Linked DNA regions of Homo sapiens: all the other regions are linked to region 4. A link is an interaction called in ENCODE POLR2A ChIA-PET data of the cell type or tissue named here. Cell type or tissue: CD4-positive, alpha-beta T cell. All regions are shown on one strand.

Region 1 (5,000 bases), 200 kb before region 4:
CCTGACGCAGTTTCTCCTCTGCCCTCCACCCCTCACCCATCCCACCTCCTGGACTAGGAACTCAACCAGGACTTGCTTCAACCTGAGAAGATGGTGTCCAGCCCCCTTGGAGCCTGCCAGCATCCGGCGGGATTTCAGAGGGGCCTCCAGGGAGGCGCTGCCCAGCTGCCCCCAGTGTTGCTCACACAGCCCCCACTGATCTGCTCTGGGGAGGCCACGGCCCCAGAACGCGGCTTGTGGGGGGCCTGGGGCAGCAGGCCGGGAGACGTCACTTGTCCGCTGCCTGCTCACCCAGATAACTGCAGCTCCCTCCACTGCCGCCTACAGCCCTCCCGCCATGCCTCTGCCCAGAAGGCCCTCCCTCTCCAGTCCTGTCCGCCCCTCAAGGCCTGCCCAAACCTCCCTGAATTCTCGCCTGAGCAGACACTTTCCTAGCACGGCTCCCGCCGCGTGGATTACTCAGCCGAGCCTCAGTCTGGGGCTGCCCTGTGCTGGGAGCTTTATGCAGATGCTCGGCTCCCTACCCTGGCTTGTGAGCCGTGTGGCGCAGAAACCGCATCTCACTCAGAGCGAGGGTAAAGAGCAGCAGGGCTGGAGAAGCCAGCTGCCCTGCCACAGGCCAAGAGGACTTGGCCAAGTGACCATTGCTGTCTGTTTCCCCAACTGTAAAGGGGGCTGAGACCCTTACAGGGTTGTGAGGCTTAAACTTTGACAAACGCCTACCATCCCACCAGGCACAGGGCAGTTGCTGAGTATTTGGCGGTGGCTGCTGTTCCCCACAGTGTCCAACACCTCCCGGGGATGTAACAGGTGCACCACGGGCAAGACTGATGGGTTTATCAGTTCACTGCGGAGAGAGGCAGGGATGGATGCACTTGCTTGTTCCTCTTATTTTCCCTTATGGGGAGCAGTGACACTTGGCAGAGGCTGCCAGGGAGATGGGAAATGGACATTAATTACGGGAAAGAAAAGGAGGCAAGAAGGGGAGGAGGGTGGGAAATAGACAGGGGAGGAAGAAGGGACGGAGGCATGGTTAGAAGACAGGCAAGCAAAAAAGACGACTGTTTTCTTGGACGAACAGGGAGGTAGGGCCATGAAAAGCATGTGGACGCTTCTTCTCAGTGAATTAAGGCATTTCAGCGCTGGAAAGAGCCTGAAAAAATCAGACTCCCTTCACAGCCCAGCGGAGTGCAGGCCCTGGGAGAGCAGGAGTTAGAGATGGGGAGGACCCCGCCTGCAACAGGCACTGCCTGCTACACCCTGCCATGGGCAGAGGGGCTGTCCTCCCACCCCAGAGAGGCCCCATCCTTTCCTTTCTTTCCCCAAGGCTGCTCCAGCAGGGAGTTTAGCTCCATGGACACCTTTGAAGGCTATGAAGGTGCAGAAGACATGGAAAAGGTGAGCAGCGCTCTGAACGTAATTTCTTTCTTTCTTGTTTATTTCATCTTCTTCCTCCTTCCTATTCATCAGCTCCTCCTGCCTACTGTCCCTCGCCTCCATCCCTCTCCCCCTCTTCAGGATTCTCACCCATAAGGACCTGGTTAAGCCAGGGAACCGAGGTCACTAGTCCTCAAAGTGGCTCTGACCCTGCTAGCCCGGCATGTCCCCACGTGGCTGTCTCCTTGGCGGTGCGCTGGTGTCCGGTCATAACTGGGGCTCCCGCTGAGAGCCCCGTGGCCCAGGTGGGAGGGCTGGGGTGGGCCTCAGCCTGCCAGCGGAAGTCACCACATTGCCCGGCCTGGCCACAGCCTCCAGCAATAACTCTGAGGGTGCACCCGTCCCCCCCCCCGCCCCCCCTTCCAGCTCGCGGGGCCTTTTCCAGTTGGATGACAGTCACGAAACCTGTTCCTCCAAATCCGCTTTCCTGGAGAGGAGAGAAAGCACCCAGGGAGAAAAAGAAGAACGCGATGAGGAAGCAACGTGAGTGTGAGCGAGGAAAACTAAGCGCCTCTGTGGGCCACGGCGTCTCTGACTTTCTTCTCGGAATTGCAGGGCGACCGGCAGCACCAAGAAGGAGCGTGCTGGGGCGTCCACGCCGGCTGACTCCTGCGGGGGCGACGGCTGGTTTCCAGGCGAGGGCGCGGCGCCCGAGGACCTCCACCCCGGAGAGCTGCCCTCCCTGCGGTCGCCCCGGCTCCCCGGCTCCAGAGCGCCCGCATTCCCGAGAGAGGCGATGTGGGGGCCCGGGCCCTGCCCAGCTACGCAGAAAGCAGCCGGGGCCGCGGCGGCGGCAGAAAGGGGACGCCCAGGGCCGCCTCCCGGGAGCCCGAGGGGTGCCCTGCGTGCTCGTCTAGCTCCCGCCGCCCGGCGAAGGACCTCGCGGGACGGGGACCCCTAGTGCGCCTGCGCGAGCGCGGCGGGCGGAGGCAGACGCTCGCGGAGGCCACGCCTCCTAAGGCTCGGCCGAGCCTAGGAGGAGCCGGAGCTGGCTCGGGGCTGCTCCCACCCGCCAGCGCCGGCTGCCCAGCCTGGCAGTGGACCGGGTGTGCAAGCCACTTAGCACCTGACAGGTTAATTCAGAGGGGGTGGTTCCAAGGTAACTGCTGAGAGATTTACGTTTGGATTTGTTAGTTTAAAAATTAGTTTTCCAGTTACCCGGGCTGGAGTGCGATGGCGCAATCTCTGCTCACTGCATCCTCCGCCTCACAGGTTCCTGCAATTCTCCTGCCTCAGCCTCCCGAGAAGCTGGGATTACAGGCATGTGGCACCACGCCCGGCTGATTTTTGTATTTTTAGTATAGATGGGGGTTTCACCATCTTGGTCAGGCTGGTATCGAACTCCTGACCTCAGGTAATCCGCCCGCCTCGGCCTCCCAAAGTGCTGGGATTACAGGTGTGAGCCACTGCGGCCTGCCGATTTTCAGAATTTTCGTCAGAGGTTTGCATCTGTTTAGTTTTTTAGTTATCTTCAGACTTGTCATGTTTTCTTTTCATAAGTTGCAAATTAACTTTTCTGTTTTTAATTTTTACTTACTTAGTTTTAAGGTGTATTTACTTTCAGAATTTCTTAGGTTTAACATTGCTGTCAGTCAGGGTCCAATCACTGAAATAGACCCCACACCAATTATTTTAACAGAAAATTTAATATAAGGAATTGTCACACAACTATTGGAGAACTAAAAAGGCAAAAAAAAAAAAAAAAAGGATGATATTGAGATATCATGGAGATTTCAACTGCAAGAAGCAGCTACTACCTCAAGAGCTAAGGGAACAAAAAGAAGTTGGAATGATCAAAACTCAGAAGTCTGAAGATGGCCCCAGGGCTGGGGTTGTTCTTTGCGGAGGAGACACTGCTCAGAGCCTGGGGTCTGGGAGCTGGATGCAGAACTCGGGAGGGGACATGGCCAGCTCGTGCTGGTGTCTCTGAATGGGCATCATCAGGCTGGTTATGGGAGTGCTGGGAAAATGACAAGCTGGAACCAACTGCTGCTACTGACACCACCTGTCATTCTCAGAGTGGAGACCTGTTGCTAGAACGCTGACAGGAACCCAGGAGCACAGGAAGGAGCCCATCGTGACCCTGCACCACAGAGCAGGGGCGGGGGTGGGGGTGGGGGGCAGGGGGATGTAAAAGCTGAGGACCATCCCAGCACACTTGCTTTGGAGTTACGTAGAGCTCCGTTAGGATTCAGTCAGTTTTGGAATGGTTAGGGGTGATTTCATTTTTTCACTACATGTGGGATCTGGCAGAATCTTCAGTCTCCTGGTCTTGTTTCTGGAATGGAGTGGGTCACGAACACCTCACAGGAGTCTCTCCCAGGAGACTTGAGAGGATCACTTTAGAATTTAAGAAAACAAAAATAACATGTCTCACTTTGTTCACAAAGAAGCCCTTTGACAAAGTGGCCAAAAACGGGCAGAGCCTAAGGAACAGACTCTTAGGGAGGGGTCCTTGGAACAGTATCCTGCAGAGCGTTCCTCTTTCAAATTCTTTAGAATTTTACGCTGTTTTGTGGGGCCACCCTGTCCCACTCCCTTTCCTAACAACACAGTGCCTTTCTTGCTTTGAAGTTGTAAACTGTTTTTTTAATTGTTTGCACAATAAAATAAAGTTCCTCCCAATAAGGGACAGACTCTTAGGGAGGGGTCCTTGGGACAGTATCCTGCAGAGCGTTCCTCTTTCAAATTCTTTAGAACTTTACGCTGTTTTGTGGGGCCACCCTCTCCCACTGCCCTTCCTAACAACACAGTGCCTTTCTTGCTTTGAAGTTGTAAACTGTTTTTTTAATTGTTTGCACAATAAAATAAAGTTCCTCCCAATAAGGGACAGACTCTTAGGGAGGGGTCCTTGGAACAGTGTCCTGCAGAGTGTTCCTCTTTCAAATTCTTTAGAACTTTATGCTGTTTTGTGGGGCCACCCTCTCCCACTGCCCTTCCTAACAACACAGTGCCTTTCATGTTTTGAAGTTGTAGACTGTTTGCATAATAAAATAAAGTTCCTCCCAAATCAATAATCTGTAATCTTAGGTTCTTCTACCTGTATTATCCTTCAGCCCACATTTTTCCATTTGACCATCAGAAAGTTTACATATGTATGTACATATGTATGTACGTATGTATGTATGTACACATTCCCTTTATTCAATACCTATTTCCTGAGCACTCTCCTTCCCTGAGGACGGGTCTGGCACCAGGTAGAGACCAGGGAGGTATGAAGATGAGTGAAGCATTCAGTCCAGTGGGGGAGACAGATGTGGAAACAGAATCACAACACGATGTGGCAAATTCTCTGGGAGCACAGAACACCATCACTGACTCTTCCTGATACAGTCAGGAAGGGGTGACACTGGAACTGGGTCTTACAGGCAAGTGTCTTCTCCTGGTGGAGGATGAGAAGGGCACCCTGGCGGAGGGAATAGCATGAGCTCAGGTACAGGGGCACGGAGGAGCTGTGCATGGCAGGTAGGACGAGTTGATGGGGGCTGCAGGGTTGCAGGGTTCAGAAAGGCACTAAGCTTAAGGGCTGACCCTGGTGCTTGACACATCCTGCCTCATTTGTT
Region 2 (5,000 bases), 120 kb before region 4:
TCTGTAGATATCTATTAGGTCTATTGTTCCAGAGCTGAGTTCAAGTCCTGAATATCCTTGTTAATTTTGTCTCATTGATCTGTCTAATATTGACAGTGGAGTGTTAAAGTCTCCCATTATTATTGTGTGGGAGTCTAAGTTTCTTTGTAGGTCTCTAAGAACTTGCTTTATGAATCTGGGTGCTCCCGTATTGGGTGCATATATATTTAGCGTAGTTAGCCCTTCTTGTTGCATTGATTTCTTTACGATTGTGTAATACCCTTCATTGTCTCTTTTGATCTTTGTTGGTTTAAAGTCTGTTTTATCAGAGACTAGGACTTCAACCCCTGCTTTTTTTTGCTTTCCATTTGCTTGGTAAATATTCTTCCATCCCTTTCTTTTGAGCCTATGTGTGTCTCTGCACATGAGATGGGTCTCCTGAATACAGCACCATTGATGGATCTTGACTCTTTATCCAATTTGCCAGTCTGTGTCTTTTAATCGGGGCATTTAGCCCGTTTACATTTAAGGTTAATATTGTTATGTGTAAATTTAATTCTGTCATTATGGTGCTAGCTGGTTATTTTGCCTGTTAGTTGGTGCAGTTTCTTCATAGTGTCGATGGTCTTTACAATTTGGTATGTTTTTGCAGTGGCTGGTACCGGTTGTTCCTTTCCACATTTAGTGCTTCCTTCAGGAGCTCTTGTAAGGCAGGCCTGGTGGTGACAAAATCTCTCAGCATTTGCTTGTCTGAAAAGGATTTTACTTCTTCACTTATGAAGCTCAGTTTGGCTGGATATGAAATTCTTGGTTGAAAATTCTTCAAGAATGTTGAATATTGGCCCCCATTCTCTTCTGGCTTGTAGGGTTTCTGCTGAGAGATCCGCTGTTAGTCTGATGGTTTTCCCTTTGTGGGTAAGCCGACCTTTCTCTCTGGCTGCCTTAACATTTTTTCCTTCATGTCAACCTTGGTGAATTTGACGATTGTGTGTCTTGGGGTTGCTCTTCTGGAGGAGTATCTTTATGGTGTTCTCTGTATTACCTGAATTTGAATGTTGGCCTGCCTTGCTAGGTTGGGGAAGTTCTCCTGCATAATATCCTGAAGAGTGTGTTCCAACTTGGTTCCATTCTCCCCATCACTTTCAGGTACACCAATGAAACGTAGATTTGGTCTTTTCACATAGTCCCATATTTCTTGGAGGCTTTGTTTGTTTCTTTTCATTCTTTGAAAATACTATAGTATTAAATAATGATAATTATAACAAATCTTGTCTTCTCACTTTATTTCATTAAGTTCATCTTCAATCTGTGATATCCTTTCTTCTGCTTGATTGATTAGGCTATTGATACTTGTGTATGCTTCACGAAGTTCTGGTGCTGTGTTTTTTAGCTCCATCAGGTCATTTATGTTCTTCTATAAACTAGTTATTCTAGTTAGCAATTCATCTAACCTTTTTTCAAGGTTCTTAGCTTCCTTGCATTGGATTAGAACATGCTCCTTTAACTCGGAGGAATTTGTTATTACCCATCTTCTAAAGCCTACTTCTGTCAATTCGTCAAACCCATTCTCCGTCCAGATTTGTTCCCTTGCTGGCAAAGAGTTGTGATCCTTTGGAGGAGAATAGGCATTCTGGTTTTTGGAATTTTCAGCCTTTTTGTGCTGGTTTATCCCCATCTTCATGGATTTATCTACCTTTGGTCTTGGATGTTGGTGACCTTCGGATGGGGTTTTTGTGTGGACATCCTCTTTGTTGATGTTGATGCTATTCTTTTCTGTTTGTTAGTTTTCCTCCTAACAGTCAGGCCCCTCTGCTGCAGGTCTGCTGGAGTTTGCTGGAGGTCCACACCAGACCCTGTTTGCCTGGATATCACCAGCAGAGGCTGCAGAACAGCAGATTGCTGCCTGTTTCTTCCTCTGGAAGCTTTGTCCCAGAGGGACACCTGCCAGATGCCAGCCAGAGCTCTCCTGTATGAGGTGTCTGTCGGCCCCTACTGGGAGGTGTCTTCCAGTCAGGATACACAGGGGTCAGGGACCCACTTGAGGAGGCAGTATGACCCTTATCAGAGCTCGAACGCTGTGCTGGGAGGTCCACTGCTCTCTTCAGAGCCATCAGGCAGGGACGTTTGAGTCTGCTGAAGCTGCACCCACAGCTGCCCTTTCCCTCAGGTGCTCTGTCCCAGGGAGATGGGGGTTTTATCTGTAAGTCCCTGACTGGGGCTGCTGCCTTTTTTTCAGAGATGTGCTGCCCAGAGAGGAGGAATCTAGAGAGGCAGTCTGGCTACAGTGGCCCTGCTGAGCTGCGGTGGGCTCCACCCAGTTTGAACTTCCTGGCGGTTTTGTTTACACTGTGAGGGTAAAACCACCTACCCAAGCCTCAGCAATGGCGGATGCTCCTCCCCCGACGAAGCTTGAATGTCCCAGGTCAACTTCAGACTGCTGCGCTGGCAGCGAGAATCTCAAGCCAGTGGATCTTAGCTTGCTGGGCTCCGTGGGGGTGGGACCCTCTGAGCTAGAACACTTGGTTCCCAGGCTTCAGCCCCCTTTCCAGGGGAGTGAACGGTTCTGTCTCGCTGGCATTCCAGGTGCCTCTGGGGTATGAAAAAACAACTCCTGTAGCTAGCTCAATGTCTGCCCAAACGGCCACCCGGTTTTGTGCTTGAAATCCAGGGCCCTGGTGGCATGGGCAACTGGAGGGAATCTCCTGGTCTGCAGGTTGCAAAGACCATGTGAAAAGCACAGTATCTGGGCCAGAGTGCTCTGTTGGCCACGGCACAGTCCCTCACGGCTTCCCTTGGCTAGGGGAGGCAAATCCCCCGACCGCTTGTGCTTCCTGTGCTTCCTGGGTGAGGCTACACCCCACCCTGCTTTGGCTCGCTCTTCGTGGGCTGCACCCACTATCCAACCAGTCCCTGTGAGATGAACTGGGTACCTCAGTTGGAAATGAAGAAATCTCCTGCCTTCTGCATGATCTCACTGGGAGCTGCAGACCGGAGCTTTTCCTATTCGGCCATCTTGCCAGCACCAATTTTTTTTTCATTTTCAGTAGAGGCGAGGTTTCCCCATGTTGGCCAGGCTGGTCTTGAACTCCTGACCTCAGGTGATCCACCCGCCTCGGCCTCCCGAAGTGCTGGGATTACAGGCATGAGCCATTGCGCCTGGCCTATCATAACATTTTTAATATCATATTATAGTATTAAATAAAGATAATTACCATTATTATAACAGCGAACATCTATGCACTACTTGCTGGACACTGTGTCAAGCACTTTAAATGCATCGTAATTTCTGGCATATTAATTTATTAATCATATTAAGTCTTCAAGTTCCTTAACCTCAGGGTATGGGAGGTAAGAGAGCAGTAAGGTTCATAGTTTTTCTTTTTCTTTCTATTTATTTATTTATTTATTTATTTTTGAGATGGAGTTTCACTCTTGTCTCCCAGGCTGGAGTGCGATGGTGCGATCTCAGCTCACTGCAAACTTCGCCTCCCGGGTTCAAGCAATTCTCCTGCCTCAGCCTCCTGAATAGCTGGGATTACAGGCATGTGCTACCACGCTCAGCTAATTTTGTATTTTTAGTAGAGATGGGGTTTCTCCATGTTGGTCAGGCTGGTCTCGAATTCCTGACCTCAGGTGATCCTCCCGCCCTGACCTCCCAAAGTGCTGGGATTACCAGTGTAAGCCACCGCATCCAGCCTATTTATTTGTTTTTTGAGAGTGAGTCTCATTCTGTAACCAGGCTAGAGTGCAGTGGTGTGATCTCGACTCACTGCAACCTCCACCTCCTGGGCTCAAGCGATTCTCCTGACTCAGCTTCCCAAGTAGCTAGGATTACAGCATGTGCCACCATGCCCAGCTAATTTTTGTATTTTTAGTAGAGACAGGGTTTCACCATGTTGGCCTGGCTGGTCTTGAATTCCTGACCTCAAGTGATCCACCTGTCTCGGCCTCTCAAAGTGTTGGGATTACACGTATGAGCCACCATGCCCGGCCAGGTTCGTAGTTTTTAAAGTTTGGAAGATACGAGTTCCCATCCCAGCTTCAATCTATGCGAATTTAAACAAGTTTCCCATTTCTCTTGCTCAAAAAAATGGTTGTTGGGCTTTTTTTGTTTTTTAACCAAAGTGATAACATGATATCCAGAAAAGTAGAAAGAAGAAAACAATAAATTACCTCCATATCCCACCATTTAGAAATAAAATTAAAATTTGTGAGCATGCTTATAGATATTTCCAAGTGGATTTGTATGTTAGAATGATACATAAATAAATTCAAAACTAATAACCTAGGATTATATTCTATATTCTGTTGTTTAAAAGTGAAAAAAGAGGTCCTGACGCAGTGGCACACACACCTGTAATCCCAGCAGTTTGGGAGGCCGAGACAGGTGGATCAGGAGTTCGAAACCAGCCTGGCCAACATGGCAAAACTCCAACTCTACTAAATTACAAAAATTAGCCAGGCGTGGTGGCATGCTCCCATAATTCCAGCTACTCGGGAGGTTGTGGCAGCAGAAATACTTGAGCCTGGGAGGTGGAGGTGGCAGTGAGCCGAGAATGCACCACTACACTCCAGCCTGGGCGACAGAGCAAGACTCCGTCTCAAAAAAAGAAAAAAAAAAGTGAAAAAAGGATTGCTGAGATTCAGGTAATGTTTCTTTACCATGAGAGATATTGGGATATTGGCTACTCTTTTAAACCCTTTAAGCAGGGCCCCACCCTGGGTCCAGCAGGCTATATATTAACCTACACAGGCAGTTTGATTGGCTTCACACAGTTAATTTAAAGAAATAGAAACTAGGCTGAGCGTGGTGGCTCATGCCTGTAATCCCAGCACTTTGGGAGGCTGAGGTGGGTGTATCACGAAGTCAGGAGATCGAGACCATCCTGGCTAACACGGTGAAACCCCGTCTCTACTAAAAATACAAAAAATTAGCCGTCTAATTTAGTCTCGCTCTGTTGCCCAGGCTGGAGTGCAGTGGTGCGATCTCGGCTCAGTGCAAGCTCTGCCTTCCGGGTTCA
Region 3 (5,000 bases), 140 kb after region 4:
TTAATAGGTCCAGGCTTGCAGGGGGATGACCTTGGCCGTCATACTCACAATGCTGAGAGAGGCCAAAGAAGTCAGGACCCCACCCCCAGGGAGAGGGATCATCTTGAGGAGCATCCAGAGTGGGGCCTCCTTGCTGCATGAAGTCAGAGTCCATGTGGAGCAAACTGTTTTTCCCTTAACTCCTCCTCTCTCCTCCCTCACATGTGCAAAGGCACCCCCTTGAAAAATCCTGGTAATGGTGAATTTTATGAGGGAGCAGCTGCCATGGTCGTGCTCTCTCAGGCCTCTGAACTTTGAGTTACCCAGCTCTAATATTGATCAGGCAGCCTCAAAGAACCGTTTAGCTTGGCCTTATGTAGGCAACAAGAAGATTCGAGTCTGCTTGCATTCTCTTTGCAATGATTCCTGAATACTCTTGCTTATACCTCCTTCTAGGGAGTGACTATGTATGTGGTCAGTGAGTATTCTCCATTCCGAATGCATATTTAGCTGAGGCTGAGAGGAGGCCCTGTTGTGGGTAGGTCCTGTGCTGTGTATCCCACATTGCCCATGTCTCAGCTGAGGTGGTCTTCCTGATATAGCTGCTTCTTGGGTTAGGTATCCATTAAGCCAGAAAAATTATGATTGCTAATGTGAGCCCATCAGGATGGGCACAGTGGCAAATTCTGGGACCATATGAGTAATCTACCTATGGCTGAGCCCGAACCTATAGCCAGTGCTTTCTCTGATAGGCTCTGTGCATGCTGCTAGGATTGTGTGATGCTGCACCTCTATCTAGATGAATGAAGGCTATAAGGGAAAGCCACAAGTGACTCCTGGAGTCAGAGTTGAGAGAGAAAAATTGTTTCTGGGAGAATCAGGAAAGCTTCCGGGAAAAGATGGCTTTTGAGCTAGCCCCTGAAAGTTGGATTTGCTTTAACAGTTAGAGATGGGGAGAGAAGCAGTGGAGGTCTCTTGGAGGTTTTGTTAAAGCTGGTCAGTAGATCCTAGGCTTTGCTGGGTAGGAAAATTCTGATCCATGAAATTAATAGGCCGGGCACAGTGGCTCATGCCTGTAATCCCAGCATTTGGAGAGGCTAAAATGGAAGGACCACTTGAGCCCAGAAATTCAAGACCAGCCTGGGCCACATAGGGAATATTTTGTATTTTGTCACTATAAAAATAATAAAAAATATTAGCAGGCATGGTGGTGCACACCTGTGGTCCCAGCTTCTTGGGAGGCTGAGGTGGGAGGGTTGCCTGAATCCAGGAGGTTGATGCTGCAGTCAGCCATGATCATGCCGCTGCACTCTAACCTGGGCAACAGAGTGAGACCCCCTCTTAAAAAAAGAAAGAAAGAATGAAATTAATAGGTGTGTAGTATGAAGTAGGGATGAAGTACCAAGGGAATTTCTGGGCTCATAACTTGAAGGTAGAAATCTGTAGGTGCTTGGAAGGTAGGAGTCCTGGGCGAGGTTGTGGCTTGTTTAGTCGCAATGGGCTGCAGCGAGAATATGGTGATGTCAGAGTAAGATGCCAAGGTGTGGCTTGCCTATAGTCATTAAAAGCGTGGGCTTCAGAGTCAGACCAGCCTACGTAGCATTTTCGTGCTGTGTGGGTTTGGTCAAGTTCTCTTTGAGTTTGTTTCTTTATCCTTTAAGTGGCTATAACCATGGAATTTACCATGTAGGTAATTATATTAAGATTAAATGAGATAATGCATATCAAGCACTTAGCATGGTGCTCGTACATAGCAGTTGCTCAATAAAGCTTGTCTAGCATTAAGTTATATAGATTATTGATTTTTTTGCAGCATACTTTATCACTCAATAATTATATAGTAACCTAACATTGTTTCATAACTATGTTTACAATGATTACATTGTTGCTTTCCATGACTTTCTATTTTTTTTATTTTTATTTTTAGCTATACCTGCTGGAATGGGACAACTTTCTATCCCATCTTCCTTCAGTCAGATCCCCTCAGCTGCCCACCCCTGCCCTCACCCTGAGCCTTTCTGCTCTATTCTGATGGTTTTCTCAGGTTCTGGGAAGGGGTTTATTCATTTACTTTTCTTTCAGGCCCTCTTTTCACATGTGACTAGTCGGTCAAGACTTTGTGCAATCTTTTCCCATCTGGATCGTTTCCTGAAAAAAATGTTTTTAAGTTTCTGGTCCATTCATGACACTATTCCTTGTTGTTCGGGGTATTACAGATGATTACTCAATATTTTTGAACTTTTTGGTGTTTTTATAAAGTTTGGGTGGAAAAAGAGCTAAGAGTGAGGGCTCCAAAGTACGTTTTGACATGGACAACTTGGTAAGTTCCCTGCCCCAGTGTGTAGGCCCAAGGGGGTGGCAATTAGGATTAAGCGTCTGACAATCCTGATTTCCACAGAAGCCCCACTTCCTGCTCAGAAAGCGTGTTCTCCTGCGGCTCACCTCCTCACGAAGTTCCCAGTGGCCCTACAGGACACACGGGCTGTCTCCCTGGTAACAGTTAAGCCCTCACTCCTTGACCTATCAGTCCTTTTATAACTTAGGCCAAGGTTTAAATTTTAGCTAAAATTATTACTGCATTCCTCCAGAAGAAACTCATTGTGTGGACATACTGAGATTTATCTAATCGATTGAATCTCCATAGATTTATCTAATCTGTTGAACATCTCCATCAGTTTTGATAACTAATGATAGTTGTCAAAATTCCTGTTTTACCTTTAAAAATAAGAGCTGAAACAATAGCCAGTGGGGACTACTAGAGCGGGGAGGGAGGGACAGCGGCAAGGGTTGAATAATTATTGGGTACTATGCTCAGTACCTGAATGATGGGATCATTTGTACTCCAAACCTCAGCATCAAACAGTATACCCAGGTAACAAACCTGCACATATCTCCCATGAATCTAAAATAAAAGTTGAGAAAAAAAAAAAAAAATTCTTACCACGTTAAATAAATAAAGAGCTGGATTTGCTGCCCCCTTGTGTCTTAGAACAGCCATAACAACATCATCATTTGTATCCTTTCTTATTCCTTACCAGCTCGGGTTTCACCTGGCCTGATTGCTCAAATTACACCTCGGGGGTTAGGAGACCACATCTCTCAGTTGCAAAGAGCTCTCCTAAGGGAAAGGCTTTTATTACCAGGACCAAGTTCAGCTCTGTCTGACTGCTAAGGTTTGAATCATCAGAACAGAAAGAAATTTGGCATGGAACAGATTTACCAAGATACAGTTAGCAGGTACTCAGGTACCAAAAAAGATGTATTTTATAATATCACTAACTCAGATACCAAGCGCTACTCAGAAAGCAGGCTAGGAAAATTCATTTTAATGGATGTTTCATTCTTTTATTTACCTGATGTTACTGAGTGCCAGACACCGTTCTTGGCATTAGAAAACAAAACTGAAGAAATACAATAAGCAAATAGGCAAACAACTACTGCAATATAATGCTAGTTAGTGATAAGTACTAACATGAAAATGAACTAATGGTAAATAAATAGAGGGTAATAGGGTGATTTATGGAAACCACTCAGAGGGTGACATGCAGAACTGTGAATGAAGTAACAGCAAGACATGGGAAGGTCCAGGGAAGAGTGTAGGTAAAAGAAACTGCAAGGGCAAAAGTGTTGAGGTGGAAAGAGTCTGGTATGTTTGAAGAACAGCAAGAAAGTCAGTATGGTAACAGCAGAGTGAGGGAGGCTGAAGTGGCAAGAGATGAGATGGAAAGATAGGTAGACCTTGTATGTATGATGAGAAAATTGGATATTACTCTGAAAGTGATGTGAATCCATTGGAGAATTGAGCAGGGGAGCAGTATGATTTAAATTATATTTCAAAGCTGTCATTCTGACTGCTGGGCAGAAAAATGAATCTAGGTGACAAAAAGGGAAATAGGATGGTAAAATAGAAAATTATTGCAGACAGAAATATTCCCATCACCCTAGAATATAGACTGCCCCAAGACAGAGTTCTTTATTGCTTAGACCTTTGTGTCTTAGGTTAGTGATCACTGGAGTTAGTGTGGGTCATGAAGTTGATGAGAAGCCCTACTGGGCCAGGGCTCTCTTTTCCTTCTCTTGTTACCACATAAAATTTGTATGGGATTCAGTTGACCTTTTTAAAGAAGGATGAAACTCCTGGTTGAAAATTGAGCTCTGGTAGCTGATGAGATGGCATGTAGGCACTCCCCCAGGGTAGATGACCTGCTTAGGAGAGGTGAGGACACTGACACAATGGCTGGACAGCAGGTGAAGGAAAAGCTGGGGAGGGGACATGTGCCCTCACCTATTCTTAAATAAATATTTTGGGATAAGGAGTCTTGTCTTAAAGCTCCTCACATAGACAAAAAGAAGTGAAGGAACTGGAGAATGGGGTGGAGTAGGATGTGGAAGTAGGATGACTAGAAGGTACAGAATTACCATCTTCAGATATCTGAAGGACTATTTTTTTTTTTCACAGAAGGATTAGCATTGTTTTCTCAGCCTCCCGATACAGAGAAGAATTAAAAAGGCGGGATAATATTTACAACCTGTATTAGTCTGTTCTCACACTGCTAATAAAGACATACCCAAGACTGGGTAATTTCTAAAGGAAAGAGGTTTAATAGACTCACTGTTCCACATGGCTAGGGAGGCCTCACAATCATGGCGGAAAGCAAACGAGAAGCAATGGCACATCTTACATGGCAGCAGGCAAGAAAGCACGTGCAGGGAAACTCCCATTTATAAAACCATCAGACCTCATGAGACTTATTCATTTACTTGAGAATAATATGCGGGAAACCACCTCCACGATTCAATTATCTCCACCTTGCCTCACCCTTGACACATGGGGATTATTACAATTCGAGGTGAGATTTGGGTGGGGACACAAGCAAACCATATCACAACCCAAAGCAAGAGAGTAATTTCCATCAGAGCGGCTAATGGTAAGGTAGGCTGCCTTGTGGAATGAGGTTCCATTACTGTAAGCATTCAAGCAACAGTGGGAGGCCTGTGGGTGAGTGTGCCAGACTCCCAGA
Region 4 (5,000 bases):
GTGTGTGTGTGTCTCACAGTGTAGAGAATCTGAGGGTCTACGTTCTCAATTCTCCCAGGGGTGGTACGATTCTGCCAGGGGTGGTACGTAGGTAATTCTCGATGCCATGGGAGTTAGTTGATGCGTTGCATACAATGGAGGTCTTAGGACATTAAGGCTTAATTTTTTGTTGGATCCGCAGTTGGGAAGAGCTGGTAGCAGGAAACTGATACAAAGTCTGGCGTTTGCTTTAAATTACTCCAAGAAAAATCGAAGCAGTGTAGTAAAGATTAGGAGGTGAGACAGTTCCTCTTTCTGAGGAGATGGCGGGCCCGTTTTCTTCTTTGTCTGGCTCTCTGTAGCATAGGGGTGTGGTGTAGTGTAGGGATGTGGAGGAAAGAGTGGGTAGCTGTGTTGCTGGGGAGGGGTGAAGTGTTTTTTCCACTCTCTATATAGGCCCTTCCTGCGCTCTCCTCTGCTTAATGCTGATTTACCAAGCGGAGTGCAAATTGTGTGGTGAGCATGTGGGAGATGCCTCCTGGGGCTGGGGTGTGTAGTGGGGAGTGGGCATTATACAGAAAGGGAATTCATGGGGCACGAAAGGCCTACTTTTTGCCAGGCACCTGTCAAATAGGAAGGCAGATATTTCTATGAATACAAGTCTGTCTGTCTGTGCATGGGGTGCAAGGGTGAAGACAGTAGCAAATGGCTCATGATTTCCCTTTGCCATGGCTGTGTCAATCTGGAGTTCAGAGCTCTCCTAATCAGTTCCGAGTGGTTGGCTCTGGTCAGGGACCGCAGCCTGACCTCATGGTGGGGACACAACACCCCCCAACAAAGTTCTGTTCTCCAGACTCTTAGAAAACCTCTGGGGAAATGTACTCAGGGAAATGTTCTGAGGACTTCATTATCAGTGCTGCCTGGCTGGGAAAAGATGTAATCTCTGGTAAGAGACCCTTGGCAGGAGTGAAAGCCCTTTATCTTCAGGGCTTTGCTCTGGGCAGGATCTCCCCCTCCCCACCATGAGCCATGCAGGTGGGCCTGTCCTCAGGTAAACACTTGCCAACAGTCACAGCCTCTCAGGCACTGCGCGCCCCTCATGGCTTCCTTTCTTTCACTGTCTTCTCAGATTCACCAGCTACAAGTCGGTTTCTTGTTGCATATCATGCTTCTGACCTTTGCTGCGCTTTTGAGCAAAACGGTGACTTGTCAGAAATGTTTTGACAAATGATTAATGTTTTGACCCATGTTGGTTCCCGCTTGATAGAGCTCGGTGGGTAGGAGCTGGGGTGGTAGAGCCAGACAGCCTGGGCAGGCTCCTCTGGGGACTCTGTGAAGCACATGGTGATAACAGTGCTCGCCTTGGGCACTGTTGTTGCTGCAGGAATTAAATGAGCTTCACCAAATTACAGGACCTTTACTGCCTGTAAATTACTTAGCACATAGTAAAAGCTCATTAATTATTAGCTAAAATAAAGTGATAAAAATCTATCATTAAATTGTCAGCACAGCCCTGCAGAGGCAACCTTTTAAGTATTGTTATCCTTCGCAGATGAAGACACAAGGTTCACAGAAACTGACTAATTGGCCTAAGATAACTTACAGTACAAAAGCCAGGATTTCAATCTAGCTTTTTGAGACTAGAGCCTGAGTGAACTGTTTCTCCAAAGCCAAGGCTTCTCAAACTATTGGTGGTGAAGAACCAAATTTTTTTTCCCAATTCCTCTCACATCAGTAGTTACGTAAAATACAATAAAAATGGGGCCAGGTGCGGTGGCTCACGCCTGTAATCCCAGCACTTTGGGAGGCCGAGGCGGGTGGATCATGAGGTCAGGAGATCGAGACCATCCTGGCTAACACGGTGAAACCCCATCTCTACTAAAAACACAAAAACAAAATTAGCCAGGCATGGTGGCGGGCACCTGTAGTCCCAGCTACTGGGGAGGCTGAGGCGGGAGAATGGAGTGAACCCTGGAGGCAGAGCTTGCAGTGAGCCGAGATCTCACCACTGCACTCCAGCCTGGGCGACAGAGGGAGACTCTGTCTCCAAAAAAATAAATAAATAAATAAAAAATAAAAAATAAAATAAACAAATAAATAAAAAAGCATGGATTCCAGAATCATGAAATGAGAAAAAGGACATTTGAAATACAAGCCCCATTTTAAAAAGTATTGATCTAACAGGCATAAAATTACTCTTTAAAATTACTGTAAAAGTCACTTACACTCCATTTCTGTACTTTTCTCATCTTGCATCTTGAAAAGCTTTCTCAGCCTAGCACTTCTCTGCAGATCTCACTTTCAGTAGCACTGTTCTCAGCGACCTGTTTCTCACCACTTGCCTGAGAATTAATTACCTGGGGTGCTTATTAAATGCAGATTTCCAACTTCCCCCCAATATTCTCCCAACCTCCCAGACTACTTGAATCAGAATGATTGAGACAGAATTCAGGAACCCGCATTTTAACAAGTGATTTTAATAATTTGGGTGTGCTCTAAGTCTGAGAATCACTGTGCTCCTCAGTGTTGCCTCCTCTCTACAGATAACAGATAAGAGGGTAAATAGTGAAGTGAGTGCAGTGTTTTATTCCGGCCCCCCTTCTTGCCCCGTCTTCTTTTCTCAAAAAAAATTTTCAAAGGCTTCCTTTCTGTAGAAGCTCACTGACAGAACCGACTTTCCGGACTCAGTGCACTTCAACAAACAGGTATTGAGCTCAAACTGCAGGGGGCTGGGTAGGTGGAGAGCTGACCGCAAGATGCTCACAAGCAGTAGAGGGTGAGTATAGGTAGAGAAAGGGCAGGTCTAGGGCATTTCTGTGCATAAAGTGGGGCAGAAGAGAAGGAGCCAGCAACGAGACCAGTAAGGCATTACCGGTAAGGCAGAGAAAAGCCAGGAGAAGTATAGGTTTTGGAAGCTAGGTGAAGAATATGCATCAAGGAAGAGGAAGTTATGGACTGCTGATGAGCTGAATAAGATGAAGACTGAACATTGACCATTTGGTTAGCAATGTGGAGATCGTGGAGGTCCTTGTGACTCTGACAAGATCAGGTTCATGGAGATGGGGAGGCCTGGTTGGAGTGGGTTCAAGTGAGAGTGGGAAGATAGCTATTGCAAACAAGACTATGGACTGTCTTTCAAGGAGTTTTACTGTAAAGGAAAGAGAAATAAGGCATTTTAAAGAAGAGAAATGAGGTCAAGAGGTTTAGGGTCAGGGCAGGGAAGTGGAGTTTATTTAGAACTCATGCAATAAGTGGCTCAATATATGACTTCTCTAAAGTCATATATCTTTTAGTTAATTCCTTGAGTAAAACAGAAACAATTGTCTATCGTGACTTTTTTCTTCAAGCTCTTTAAAACTCTCCCCACTCCCAAACTATATCACTGTCTAAGAAGAAAGGAGTTTGAAAATCAGTCTTGTTACATAGCTTAATTTGAATACATCCAAAAAATGACATTGCATTATTTTCATATTTGCTGAATCTATTTTTTGGCTGGAGTATTTTAAAGTAGATTTTTAAAGTAGATTTCATCTCTTACTACTTCACATGCATAGGACTTTTTCTTTATATAACCACAATACTTTTATACACCTAACAAAATTAACAATAATTTCTTAATACCATATAATAACCAATCTATGTTCCAATATCCCCATTTGTCCCCAAGGTGAATCAAACCAAGATTCAGACAAGGTGTACGTATTACATATTATTATATCTGCGAAGCCATTTGTTTTTTATTCCCATTTACTTGTTGATGAAACCAGTTCAGTTGTCCCATAGGAAGTCCTACCTTCTGGATTTGTCTGATAATTTTCCTTTGGCGCTATTTGACTTGTTCTTCTTTCTTCTGTATTTCCTAAAAACTGGAATTGTGTATGACAGCTTGATAATATACAGATTAAACATTTTGGGCAAGAATTTTTCATAGGTGGTTAGCAGGGCGTGGTGGTGCACGCCTGTGATCCCAGCTACTCGGGAGGCTGAGGCAGGAGAATCGCTTGAACCTGGGAGGTGGAGGTTGCGGTGAACAGAGATTGTGCCACTGTGTACTCCAGCCTGGGTGACAAAGCAAGACCTTGTCTCTAAAAAAAAAAAGAATTTTTCATAGGTGCTTCATGTCACGTCACATCAGAAGGCACACACTATCTAGATGTCTCACTGTTAATGATGCTAAAAGACTGATCAGGGTCAGGTCACGGCTGCTTGACTCACGAGAGGTGTTTTGATTTTGCTTTTTAAGAGCAGCAGCGTGTCTATATGTTGATGGGAGTAATCTTTGAGAGAGGGATACTTATCAATTAAACAAAGGGGTGAGGTTTTCTAGAACAACTTTCTTAAGTAAACAATAATGTGTAGGATCTAGTGGACAAGTGTTGGTTATTGCAAGTGTTGGACATAGCCAGTTCATCTATAGTAATGAGGCATATGGACATAAATGCAGATAAAGGGGGCTCTGTTAGGGGGTTTGAGGAAGTTCTAATCTGGCAGCTTTTGTTTTCTCCATGAACAAGTAGCAAATTCATCACAGGAGAGGGAGATTGAAAGGAGGAAGTCAAGTAGTGGGCGAGTGCCAGATGAATAGACTGGACAAGTAGCATGTGATTTCTGAAAAGCATTAAGGACCTCCTGGCAGTTAGGGATCGCGAACTTGAAGTGAAATCAGTAAGCATTGTTGTACAATTTTCTCTAGCCATGCTCAGTTGCATGTTTGCTGGTGTGGAGCAGAACAGAGGGTTGGATTTAACCAGGATTGAGTTTTAGCCAATCATGTGTGATCAAAGAGGGCAAAGGACTCATTTTAATGATTTTGACCATGGAATTTAAGCTGTGTAGGAAGGGAAGTAAGAATATGAGGAAAGTGAGGAACAGTGACAGGTGGAAGGATTAACCACAGAAGCTTGTTGGAGTTGGGGTACTAGTTGGAATAGGCTGCATATAGACAGGAGTGGTAATTGGAGATGGGATGCCTGAACTCAAGATTATGGAAGGTATTGTTGGGAAATAACAAGATCAGAGAT
Region 5 (5,000 bases), 180 kb before region 4:
TAGCATTTTAAAAATTTTTTAAAGTCCACAAAATTTTTAATTTTAATACAGATAAAATAGATCCCTTTGTTTTATAAAAAGTAACAAAATTTGTTATACAACAACTATGTTATTTATTAATTTTGCCTTTTTGTATGCTGCCAGGAAAGAAACATTAAGAAATCTTAAATTGATTATGGTGAATCAGAAGGTCTGCCTGGACTTTTTATTGCTCTAACTGTACAGCTGATCATACTACCTCATTTTTTTTTATGACACTTCAAGGGTGCGCTTAGCTTCATCACTCCTTCGTTGCCAAAAGCTTTGTGACCAAAAACAATTAAGCAGATTCCTGAGTCACTAAATGACACATAACCAGAGTTGAGACTTAGGAACTTTTAGTGCCATGCTAAGCCCACAGGGACACAACAAATAGCATTTTACAAAGGCAAAGAATTGTGACACTTGAGATTTAGCTTGTTGATCCTTGTAAAAGTTTTCTTTTTAGGCATAATTGAGTTTTAGATCATAGTACTCACTATTACTTAGTAATAATTTTTTTCTGATAGAAATACAGTGTAACAGGCCGGGCGCAGTGGCTCATGCCTGTAATCCCAGCACTTTGGGAGGCCGAGGCGGGCGGATCACTTGAGGTCAGGAGTTTGAGACCAGCCCGGCCAACATGGTGAAATCCCATCTCTACTAAAAATACAAAAAATTAGCCAGGTGTGGTCGTGGATTCCTGTGATCCCAGCTACTTGGGAGGGTGAGGCAGGAGCATCAGTTGAACCCAGGAGGCGGAGGTTGCAGTGAGCCAAGATGGTGCCATTGCACTCCAGCCTGGGCCACAAAGCGAGACTCCACTTCAGAAACAAAAAAAAAAGAGAGAGAGAAAAGAAGGAAGGAAGGAAGGAAGGAAGGAAAGAAGGAAGGAAGGAAGGAAAGAAGGAAGGAAGGAAGGAAGGAAAGAAGGAAGGAAGGAAAGAAGGAAGGAAGGAAAGAAGGAAGGAAGGAAGGAAGGGTAACAAGCAAAGTGTAACAATGGCAATATCTAAAAAAATAGGTATTTTTATATGTTTGTCGTTTTATATATATGACCCCCACTTTAGAGATGAGGAAACTGAGAGATTAAGGAAACGATCCCTGAGAGACTCTGTTCTGACTTCCAAATCGGTGAGCTTTCCATCGCATCACGGTGCCTCCGAAAGCATGACACGGAGCTTCTCAGACTCAGCTTCCTAATCCGCTAAACGGGATTATGTGAGATGAGGAACATGAGAACGCTGACATGGGTGAGGGTTCCTTGGAGTATCATTTTCATGTGGCATTTTCAAAACTTATTTTACCTAATCTTCCCAAAGCCCTGCTTTTGACTCTAATGTGTCTCCTGAGACTTGGAGAGCGCAAGATGCTAGCGACAGAGCAAGACTCCATCTCCAGATAAATAAATAAGTAAAATAAAAAAGAACACAAATAATTTTGAAAATTTTTTTGAAAATTAGGCACGTTTGCACTGACCTTCAATTGTTATTAATTGCTGGTTTCCCACCCAGAATTAAGTTGGAATGCAACTTTCTTTTACAATCAGAGTCCGTTCTTGGTCTTGGAAACTTCTGAGGCTCCTGTGCTAATCACACTCTTGTATTTTTGGCACCTCTACCCCGTGCCACTGTCATGGAACCCAGGCTGATCGCACCTATTAGTGGAGAAATCTGTCCATAATACTGAAGTTTGGGGACAAACAGTGTTCCCTTAGGGTAGGAGAAAGAGATCTTTATTTTTGACAAAGGGGGAGGAGCCAGAAAACTCCAGAGACCCCTGAGTTTGCCCTCTCTCCAAGGTTTGGGGTAAGCCCCCCGTCACCCTTTATCTCTGGGGCTTTCACATATTCTGGATTCTCTCCTCCTGTTTCCCAGCAGAAAAGGATGGAGCCTCACAGATTCTTCCCATTTCTGGAGAAAAACATGCATGGAGCTCAAAGTTCTTCTCAGGAGTTTTATTGCCAAAGCCATAATAAGAAAGGGTGGAGGTGACAAGCAGTGAGGAAGTTTAAAGATGCATGAAATCTGTAAAGTCTCAGAACAAGAATTCTCCTAAAATGCAAAAGGGGCTTTGCTGGTCTCCCCTTGGCTTCTCATGTAGCTCACCTCTTTTTTCTTATCTTGAGACTAGTCAAACCTAAGCTGTTTCTCATTTTATTTCCAGAAGCTATTGAGAACACTCTCCTGAATTCTTCAAATTCAGTAGAGGGCGACAAATGTACATATAAATGATGGTAGTGGGTCTTAAATAAAGACTCATGACACCTAAAGGGGCAGCACCTGAGTCTGATTGCACCTGTTTCTGTTGCTGTTTCTGTCTCTCTTCTCTCTGTCTGCCATTTCATTATCAATGGTTACTTTACTTATAAGATCATATTAGAACCTGATATTTGATAAATGATGCATCAGATCTATAGTGAGAGAAAAAATTAATGCAATTAAAGGTGTTGTAACAGCTAGTCTTCAAGTGGGGAGAAATCATTTGAGTACCTTAGGTCACAGCTTACATCAAAACAAAAAATCAGAGCTACATTAAAAAGTGAAATTTTAACTATATCAAACAATAGAAAAAAACAGAAGAAAATTGAATACTTACTAAATCTTAGCATGAATAAGAACTGTTTAACACTTAGAGGCAAGGACTGGGCGTGGTGGCTCATGCTTTTAATCCCAGGACTTTGGGAGCCCAAGGCGGGCGGATCACCTGAGGTCAGGAGTTTGAGACTAGCCTGGCCAACATGGTGAAACCCCGTCTCTACTAAAAAATGCAAAAATTAGCTGCGTGTGGTGGTGCATGCCTGTAATCTCAGCTACTTGGGAGGCTAAGGCATGAGAATCGCTTGAACCTGGGAGGTGGAGGCTGTAGTGAGCCGAGATTGTGCCACTGCACTACAGCCTGGGTGACAGTGTGAAATCCTCTCTCTCAAAAAAAAAAAAAAAAAAAAGCAAACTAGAGCAGTGAGGTACCATTATTTCCTTTGCTCACTAAACTGACAACACACAAATGTTTTTTATAATACCCAAAGCTGATGAGGGTAGTTAAGGTATGCCCTTTTATACACACACTAATGATGTACTACTGGTTGGCAGTATAACATATGCTGCCATGTGGGGATATGTATCAGGAGACTTAAAAATGTGCATACCTTTTGGTCCAGTAATTTACTTCTGGGAATCTGTCATAACAGAATAATAATCTTGGGGAAAGCTACATGCCTAAGGATATTTAAAATATTATTTAAAAATCAAAGTATAATTTCTTACAGAATATAAAATAATATTTTAAAATGAAAATATGCTAAAAGTTTGATGAAATATAAATGGTCAAATATATATTGATTATATCCACTTACTAGACTAGCACTCACTCTGAGACGTTAAAAATAGTCATTATAAAAACTAGAAAATGCCAAAGACAAAATAAAGGAATAAAGTTTTACATAAAGTATGATTCCACTATGTTTAAAAATAAACAGAGACATTCTTGGAGTTGAGTATTGTTTTCTTTTCTGTCATGTCCAAAGAACTATATAACTATTATTTTTAATGAACTATATATGTAATATATACATATAGTTTATATGTATATACAAAATTTATCTCATATATATGATAAAGATGAAAGATGAGTTGGATGTGCCACGTGAAGAGGGTAGTATAGAACCCCAGGTAATGGGGCATAGGAGTGGGATTCCAGATACCAGGCCCATGTTTTTGGGGTGAGATTGCCAATCACGGTCTTTCTTCCATCCCTCACAGAGGAGTAGGTTTGTCTTCAACAAACCTTCAGTTGTCCTGAAGACAAACCTAATTCTGGAGACTTCATATAATCTAGAAGAGACAAGCAAACTGATGAAAAATAGTGAATTTTTAAGGTAAAATAAAGTACATGGACTACACTTTGTTTAGAATCAGATTCTTGGGATTAACCACATTAACCCACAGAGGGTCTTAGTGATGCCTCTAATCCAGGATCCTAGGACCTATTTCTCTCTGTGAGATGCTTTCTCCCAACTCCTTGGTGAGAGTGGGAAGACTAAGACCTCAGCAATCTGAGGTGGAGGCCTAAGATCCCCCTAAGATCGGAGGCAGAATCTGAGAGGGGATAAAAGTCCCTATACCTGTATTGGGCCCTTTTCTGGGAGGGGGATATCAAAGAATGATTTTGAGACAGGGAGGCTTTTGACTACCTGTGCCACTTGAGCTCTTTGCTAGGGCTCCAGAATACATATTTCAAATACATTCCCCCTCCCTCCTTCCTTCCCTCTTCCACTCTTCCTTTTTATCTTCCTTTCTTCTTTTCCTTCCTCCTTCCCTTCCTTTCTCTGGCTCTCTCATGATTTCTTTTCCTCATTATAAAAGTGCTTATTTAGTCCCTACTCTGCTATTAGTGTGTTAGTCTTTGTCCCCTGGTACTTGCTGTTTAATGGAGAAATGGGTGAGCAAAACAGAAATTACAGCAGAGTGCAATGATAGAGCTAAGCCAGGTGTATAAATCCATTCTCACACTGCTGTAAAAAACTACTTGAGACTGGGTAATTTATAAAGAAAAGAGGTTTAATTGACTCACAGTTCCACAGGCTGTACAGGAAGCATGGCTGGGGAGGCCTCAGAAAACTTACAATCATGGTGGAAGAAAGAGCGAAGGGGAAGCAAGCACATCACACAGCAGCAGGAGAGAGAGAGAGAAAGAGAGAGAGAGAGAATATAGGGGAAGTGCTACACACTTTCAACCAGATCTTGTGAGAATTCACCTACTATCATGAGAACAGCAAGGGATAAGTCTGCCTCCATGATTCAGTCACCTCCTACCAGGCCCCTTCTCCAACACATGTCGACGTGCTATTTGGGTGGGGACACAGACCCAAACCATATTACCAGGGCACTGGAGAAACACAGAGGGGAAAGAACCAGCCAAGGAGTGAGATGGAGAACAAGGAGGACTTCTTGAAACAGATGACATCCAAACTGGGTCCTGAA

What was found. Peaks named below come from ENCODE experiments on the same cell type or tissue, not always from the same donor. Only the 100,000 strongest peaks of a DNase experiment are listed, where the experiment ranks them.
Region 1: POLR2A ChIA-PET joins it to region 4 with 10 read pairs; 4 of 35 experiments call an interaction of 5 or more read pairs at or near these places.
Region 2: POLR2A ChIA-PET joins it to region 4 with 28 read pairs; 7 of 35 experiments call an interaction of 5 or more read pairs at or near these places.
Region 3: POLR2A ChIA-PET joins it to region 4 with 10 read pairs; 2 of 35 experiments call an interaction of 5 or more read pairs at or near these places.
Region 5: POLR2A ChIA-PET joins it to region 4 with 27 read pairs; 9 of 35 experiments call an interaction of 5 or more read pairs at or near these places.

What each region holds. Positions count from the first base shown.
Region 1 is chr3:186,825,225-186,830,224 of GRCh38, forward strand. It overlaps LINC02043 (long intergenic non-protein coding RNA 2043), which reads right to left and starts at 297. Exons shown (of 4, transcript NR_125409.1): 1 at 83-297. It also overlaps the pseudogene MCF2L2P1. RefSeq lists a silencer at 2,130-2,369. In CD4-positive, alpha-beta T cell, no CTCF peak of the experiment used is centred here; DNase peaks (open chromatin) are centred at 447 and 2,347; H3K4me3 peaks cover 1,547 bases; H3K27me3 peaks cover 2,567 bases.
Region 2 is chr3:186,907,008-186,912,007 of GRCh38, forward strand. No RefSeq gene overlaps it. Among named protein-coding and RNA genes, the nearest start is that of ST6GAL1, 21 kb to the right of the region's middle. RefSeq lists enhancers at 1,926-2,621, 2,384-2,483, 2,554-2,603, 2,622-3,316. In CD4-positive, alpha-beta T cell, no CTCF peak of the experiment used is centred here; DNase peaks (open chromatin) are centred at 2,324 and 2,694; H3K4me3 peaks cover 799 bases; H3K27ac peaks cover 1,436 bases.
Region 3 is chr3:187,162,299-187,167,298 of GRCh38, forward strand. No RefSeq gene overlaps it. Among named protein-coding and RNA genes, the nearest start is that of RPL39L, 25 kb to the left of the region's middle. In CD4-positive, alpha-beta T cell, CTCF peaks have their summits at 2,964 (motif pointing left) and 3,169; a DNase peak (open chromatin) is centred at 2,963.
Region 4 is chr3:187,025,023-187,030,022 of GRCh38, forward strand. The region is part of intron 2 of ST6GAL1 (ST6 beta-galactoside alpha-2,6-sialyltransferase 1); the gene reads left to right. Among named protein-coding and RNA genes, the nearest start is that of ST6GAL1, 97 kb to the left of the region's middle. RefSeq lists an enhancer at 839-1,168. In CD4-positive, alpha-beta T cell, no CTCF peak of the experiment used is centred here; DNase peaks (open chromatin) are centred at 399, 1,079, 2,659 and 4,149; H3K4me3 peaks cover 5,000 bases; H3K27ac peaks cover 4,208 bases.
Region 5 is chr3:186,847,327-186,852,326 of GRCh38, forward strand. The region is part of intron 1 of ADIPOQ (adiponectin, C1Q and collagen domain containing); the gene reads left to right. It overlaps ADIPOQ-AS1 (ADIPOQ antisense RNA 1), which reads right to left. Exons shown (of 4, transcript NR_046662.2): 4 at 4,560-5,000. Among named protein-coding and RNA genes, the nearest start is that of ADIPOQ, 7.1 kb to the left of the region's middle. RefSeq lists an enhancer at 1-5,000 and a silencer at 1-1,398. In CD4-positive, alpha-beta T cell, a CTCF peak has its summit at 2,246 (motif pointing right); a DNase peak (open chromatin) is centred at 2,245.